Linked DNA regions of Mus musculus: region 2 is linked to region 1. Evidence: chromatin contacts called from ENCODE POLR2A ChIA-PET data. All regions are on one chromosome and are shown on one strand. Each heading gives the region's core, a stretch centred on a gene start or an enhancer-like site at or near the end of the contact. The rest is flanking DNA. Distances are from core to core; before and after follow the strand shown.

Region 1 (2,982 bases), core at 289-2,788:
AAGGAGGGCTGGGAATGGAATTAGGATGGGAGAGAAGTGGGAGGAGAGAAATAACAAACCAAGACAAAGTTTCTCTGACCATGGCTCAAATTGTAATTTTTCAGCTCTGCATTTCTATAGGCAAAACCACAAAACGGAGCCCCTTTGTTTCAGCTGGGTTTGAGTTGCAAAGGAAGCTCTCAGCAGCTCAGCGGGCGGGCAGTCTCTTTCCGCTTGGGCAGGACGCCTGGCTCCAGCGGTGGCGACTTGTTTAGCCAACTCAAGGCTGGGGGAAGGGCCCACATTCCTACCCTGTAAAAGAGAAAAACACAACCAAACAGCACCACAAACAACAGATTACAGGATTGCCACCCCAGGAGTCTTTGGGTTTGTTTGTTTGTTTTTAGATGACTTTTTTCTTTGGTAAGAATGTTTCATTTGTGTCTATGGCCTTGGAGTTAGAAGAGGACATGGGATCCCCTAAGACTAGAGTTACAGCCGGTTTTGAGTAGTTATGTGGGGGCTGGGAATGGAACCCGGGTTCTCTGGAAGAGCAGCCAGTGCTCTTAACAGGTCACCAAGCCATCTCTGGAACTGTCCTGTAACCACCTTTAAAATGCACATTTTGGTGAGGGGAGACTAGCATAACTCTAGATCTAGGGGTAACAATGACTGTGGCCTCTTAGGACATAGTACTTATGTGCCCACATACACAAATAAAAATAAAAACAGTAACAACAACAACAACAAAATAATCCAGCTCAGAGAGCTGGGGCTGTGTCTCAGTTGCAGAGTGCATGGCCGAAGAGTCCCCATTAGATCCCGTATCACCAGAGTAAGGGTTAACCAGCAGAATCCCTTGGCGGGTTGGGGTTACTAAAGTGTGTCCCAAAGATTACACCATCATACCATCATACAATAGATCTCCCGAAAGGAATTTATTTGGGTGGGAAGAGATGGGCTAGCCCAGACAACAAGAGACAGAGAGACAGGGTGAAAGAGTAGGCCGCGATGGGGGGGGGGGGCTGGCTTTTAAATGGTATGCCCGTGGCATTTGGCAGCTGGTGATCATAAAGCTGCTGGCCCTGAGGCGCTGAAGGCAGGCTGGGCCACAACCAGTACCGGCCACAGAAACCAGCTGTTGGCAGAAGTATCGGACCTGCAGTCTGGGATGGTGTGCCCACCCTGGGGCGTGGTCCCACCTGGTCACAAGTAAGATGCCTCCAGCCCTGACCCCACATCATCTACTCACGCAGCTCCCCTGTCCCAGCCAACAGCAACTTGTTCGCCCTGGGGTCTTACTTCTGTTAAGAGTCCCTACCAAAGGCCTGGGGCAAGGGTCTCTTCCTGATCTCCATAGGAGTCTCTGGTCTCACAATGTTTCTGTGTGGGTTCAGTGGTGACGAGGATTAGTTATGGATACACAGAGGCTGTGACACCTGCCAGCTCTGTGCTACTTCCTTTAAGGGCCTGGCCCCACAGCCACGTGGACCTTTGTCCATAGGGGTGGCGAGGAAGCCACACTGTTCCAGCAACCTGATCTTTAACAGAACAGCATCTGTCAGGACTCCGCGGCTCTCTGCCTGGCCAAGCCGGCACACTTTTTGTTGCCAAAGATGGGTGGTGTCACCGGAAGTCTAAGGGAGTGTGGTTCGGAAATCCCCTTGGAAAACCAGCTCTTGTGCCAGACCTCGCTTGACGTTAGGCTCTGCTGCCCTCTAGTGGCCGCAGGGTGGCATGAACCACGAGGGGTTGGAGACGTCTGCTCAATGGCTTGGGAAGTGGGGGAAGGGAACTGTGGCGGTTGCGCAGATCCAAGTGCTTTGTACCCACGACATCTTAGATTCTGCTGCGTCCCCCAACCCCCGATTTTTTTGCCCTTTGTTAATCAGAACTCAAAAAGCACCTAACCCTTTTACATATCCAGAGCACGAAGCCGGAACTAAGGCTCAAGCATCGGGCTCCTTGTTTGCTGGAATCCCCCAAAATGAACGTAACTGTCATACCATACATGTGTGTAAAATTGGAGAAAGGGGATGATATGAGCTTAATTGGTTAAGTGGTGGCTGGTGTATATCTGTAATCCTGCCACTACAGGGGCACAGACAGGGGATTCCCTGTGAGTTCTATGCCAGCCTGAACTATCCCAGTTTAAAAACAGAACTCTGCTATCTCCCCCACTATGACTCTCCCTTTGTCCCATTCCCACAGGCTAAGGGACTTCTGGATCCTGAGAACTCGAGTTGGCGATACAGTTGGAATGACTTTAATGGACCATTATATTTCCATATATAGGAATTACTGGCCATCTTAGGACAGGAATGCTTTCCAGGAATAATCTGCCTGCCCACCTGGTAACGCCACCCTGAGCCACAGCAGTTGGAAAGTAGGTGGTGGAAGAGAAACAGTGTTTCAAGTATTCAGAGCCAAAAGAGGGTCTGTGAAAAGTTATCCCAGCTATTAGTTATGAGACTGAGAGAGATGCCTCAGTGCTTTACAGTACTAATGGCTCCTCCAAAGGACATGGGTTCAATTCCTGGTCCCCATATGGTGGGCTCCCAATTATCTGTAACTCCAGTTCCAGGGGATCCACTGCCCTCTTCTGACCTCCTCAAGATCTGCATGCAGGTGGCACACAGACATGGAGGCAAATCACCCAGCCACAGTGAGACCTCATCTCAAAAGATTCAAAGAAAAGAGGGCTGTGGGAATGGTGTTGACATCAAGGATTTGAATAGAGAGCACCAGCCCAAATCATCATGGTCAAATTAATTAAAGCAAGCTTACCCCCTGCCCTACCCCCGCCTCCACTCACACAAGAGTTTTTCTCTGTAACAGTCCTGACTGTCTTTGAACTCACTCTGTAGACCAGGCTGGCCTCGAACTCAGAGAGCTGTCTGTCTCTGCCACCGGGGTGCTAGTATTAAAGGTGGGGGCCACCATAGTCCACTGCAAACCTGCAAGCTCTTTTTTTTTTTTTTTAATTCATGTGTATACATGGGT
Region 2 (3,332 bases), core at 629-3,128, 73 kb after region 1:
AAACCTGAATGGGGGAGTGGGAGGGTGTGTGTCTGTGTGCGCGCGCTCGCGCGGGCGCACGCGCCTGCTTGTGCGCAAGCGCGCATGCATACGTGCGCTGGCTCATTCTTCAAACCACCACAGGACGATAGGAATCCTTGGGTCTAATGGTTTTCAAAGGGGCACTATGGAAATATGTGCATCTGAGGGTGCTAATACTGCTGAGGACTACTGGTATGTGGTCAACAGAGCCAGGCGTGCTAGATCAATTCCATATATGAGAGAATTGGTCCACTGGATACCCATGTAGACACAAAACCACATCATCATCTAGGTTGGCTTCAAATGTAGCTGCCATCATTAACTGAAAAGCAACATTCAATTGTTACACAAAATGAATAGTAAAAACAACAGGGGTTTGAAGTCTAGTGGTCTCTTTTATAGAGGAGGAAAATTGAGAACAAAAGCCGAAAAGCAACTTGCCTAGGGATTGTTTTATTGTTTCCGTATCTCTTTAAAAGTTCAGTTTCAATTTTACAAACTGGAAAAGTAGAAGAGTTTGTACAGTAAACTATGTGATGAGAAGTAATTGTTTGAATTCTGGCAGCAGAAGGCCCCTGGTGGGGGGGTTGGGTTTGGGGTTGAGGTGGGGGGGGTGCTGAGTCCTGTGTTTTATTTGTGAAACTGAGGGTCAGAAAGGAGTATCTTTTAGGTAACTTGTGTGCTGCCATTGCCTAAAAGCTGAGGGCTCAATATATTCTTTTGGTTTTGTTGTTTAAGGGTATGTGTTTTTGAAGCTGAGTCTTGGGGGGTGGTCCGCCTAGAAGCGGGGTCCACCAGAATCGGCCCGTTTGATGACAGACCCCTTTTTCCTCCATATTCTGTCTAGTGGAGAGAGAGGCCTGAGGCAAGTTATCTCGGTCAGGGAGACACAGGTTGTGTCCAGTCACACATTCTCGCCTCCCTGGGGTCCCTTACTGTGCCAACAGCCACAGGCTGGTGCCAGGAATGCCACGCGGAAGGACACAGGGGCCTACAATAAGTGACTCTTTCACAAACGAGAGAGGCTCCGGGTCCCGGGAGGGTCCTGGATTGCCGGCTCTAGATTCGCGTGAGATAGTTTTATTGTTCCTTCAGAGTGGGGCTGTGGGAGTGATGCTATCTATAGGCAACGGCGATCTGAAGCCTACAGCAACCCGCACATCCCCTACAGTCCCTGCTCAGATGGACTCGGGTCACCATGCAGCCTTCCACCTTTCTGCTTCTCATTTCTAGTTCCCTTCCCCCTTTCTCCTCCCCGCCCTCCCGCAGTTTTCCCGTCCCTCCCTCCCATTCCCAGCACTAGTCAAGCGAGTTTCCCTTCTTCACAAGATGGCCACCTTGCTGGACACCCACGGTCACGTGATCCCACTGCCCTCCACGCAGAGCCAGGGCTCATTAGTTAGGCCAGACAAAGCCCACTGCATCATCTCCACGCCCGGGGACGGAGAGGAAGGGACGAGTGCTAGAAAGAAGGACGAAAACTGGGTACACAGGGGAGGAGCAGCCAATCAACCTAGTTTAAAGCTTAGGGCCTTAAGGCTAGAGGACGGTCAGCAATCATTTCTCGCGAGATCTCGAGAAAACAGTAAGATTAGGGGACCGGTGGAGACCAGGGGATAGCAAACCCAGGAGAACCAGAACCACATATACCCAAGGCTTCTTTATGAGCCGACGAGGACGCGGGTAACTGGACTGATTAGGAAATCTCACGGGACTCAGCCGAGCAACGCACCGTAAGCAGGCAGAGCTCCTAACGGCAGTGGCCGGCCGCCCGGGAGAGGAGGGCACACGTCTTACGTGCTGACGTAGCAGTCCTCCGAGTCGGTATATAAGGTCGGTGGCCGCGCGGTGCGCTTCAAAGCCGCAGTTCTCCCGTGAGAGGGCCTTTGCGGTAGAGGCAGCCTTTGCTCAGCAGCGGAAGACTCCGATTTCTCGGTACTCTTCAGGGATGAGTCATGTGGCAGTGGAAAATGCGCTCGGGCTGGACCAGCAGGTGAGCCTGAGCCGCGGGGGTCGCTGCATCACTTTGCCCCCTGCCCTAGCCTGCCTTGTGGCGCAGCTCTTTAAGTTCTGCTTTTTGCCTTCCCGTCTCCCTGGACGGCTCGGGCCGGCGGGTGGCCAGTGGCTAGGGGCTCTGGAGGGACTGGATGCTTGCGGGGGGAGTGCTAGAGCCGGTGATTCCTCCGGCTCGGCTCGGTGCGCGGTATTGTCCCTGGCCCGAGCACAATGGCGGCTTTTGTGTCTGTGCGCAGGCGAGCGGAGGGGGAGGGGGCGCGCGCATTCGGGCGCACGCGCGTCCCCTGGTTGATTAGTGACCCGCAGGTGGGGATCGGGGCGGTCGGGGGGGGGAGATTGCCCCGCGTGGCGTGGCGGGGCCCGGGTGGATGGTTTTGGCCCCGGATTTCCGGGGCTTTGGGCTTCCATGGCCCCAGTGGCTGTGGTTTGGAAATTAGGGAGCTGGCGGCGGCGCGCGGGCTGGCCGAGTGGCCCCGCGGCGCTGGAATGTGGGAGGGGGCGCCGCGGGAGGGGGGCTGGCCTCTGCGCGGGCTAATGGCGGCGGCCTCCTTTGTGTGGCGCAGGCCGGCGGTGCTGCGCGGTCGCCCCCCCACCCCCATCCCCATCCCCCCGGGTCTGCCCGCCAGCGGGTTCGCCTGCAAGCCAGCTGGGTTGCTTCGGCCCCGCCGGCCCGGTGCGTCGCGGCAGGGGAGGCCGCGGTTCCCGAGTGGAAAGTTTTGTGACGCAGAAATTTCAGGGCGGATTGGGCGGGGGGAGGAGGGGGAGGGAGGCCAGGGCCGCTGCGTGCGCACTTGCGCCGGGCTTGGCGGTGACGCGAGCCACCCGGCGCGGCCCTTGCTCAGCCTTAGGCTCCAGGAAACGACCGCGCGGCCCGAGCCGGGCACGCCCGCCCTTTACCTGGGCGCAAGGGAGGACCACGCGCCTTGCGAGTGATGGCCCACTCTGGGATCCTCTAGAGGCAAAATGCCCAGAATATGGCAACAGATAACTTGTTGCTGCCATCGAAGTAAAATTGGGAGATTGGTCAGGCCTGGTTTCTGATTACTTAATCGAGACTCCATTTCTAGATTTAGAGGCCAAGGAGATGAGGGTCTGGTGCCTTCTGCCTGACCTATGACCTGCTACAGTAAATCTTCCATGTTGTGACACATTGTAACTTAAGGGACACTGGTAACATTTTCCATTCTAAATGATACTTATACTAAAATGATACTATTGTTGAACTATATTGGAAATTATATTTCCAAGAGCCTTTCATAAGTTGGTAGTGGATTTAACTTCGAAAGCTTAGGAAT

Evidence for each region. ChIA-PET counts read pairs that join two places held with the same protein, here RNA polymerase II (POLR2A).
Region 2: POLR2A ChIA-PET joins it to region 1 with 10 read pairs in embryonic stem cell. The contact joins the promoter of Ddx3x here to the enhancer-like site in region 1. POLR2A ChIA-PET finds 5 or more read pairs at or near these places in 4 of 5 experiments (Patski and embryonic stem cell).

The regions. Positions count from the first base shown.
Region 1 is chrX:13,206,518-13,209,499 of GRCm38, forward strand. No RefSeq gene overlaps it. Among named protein-coding and RNA genes, the nearest start is that of 2010308F09Rik, 40 kb to the right of the region's middle. Within about 2 kb of position 1,539, at least 1 of the 3 ENCODE cell types and tissues checked has a DNase peak (open chromatin) inside an H3K27ac peak, as active enhancers do.
Region 2 is chrX:13,279,144-13,282,475 of GRCm38, forward strand. It overlaps Ddx3x (DEAD box helicase 3, X-linked), which reads left to right and starts at 1,879. Exons shown (of 17, transcript NM_010028.3): 1 at 1,879-2,014. The coding sequence starts at 1,970.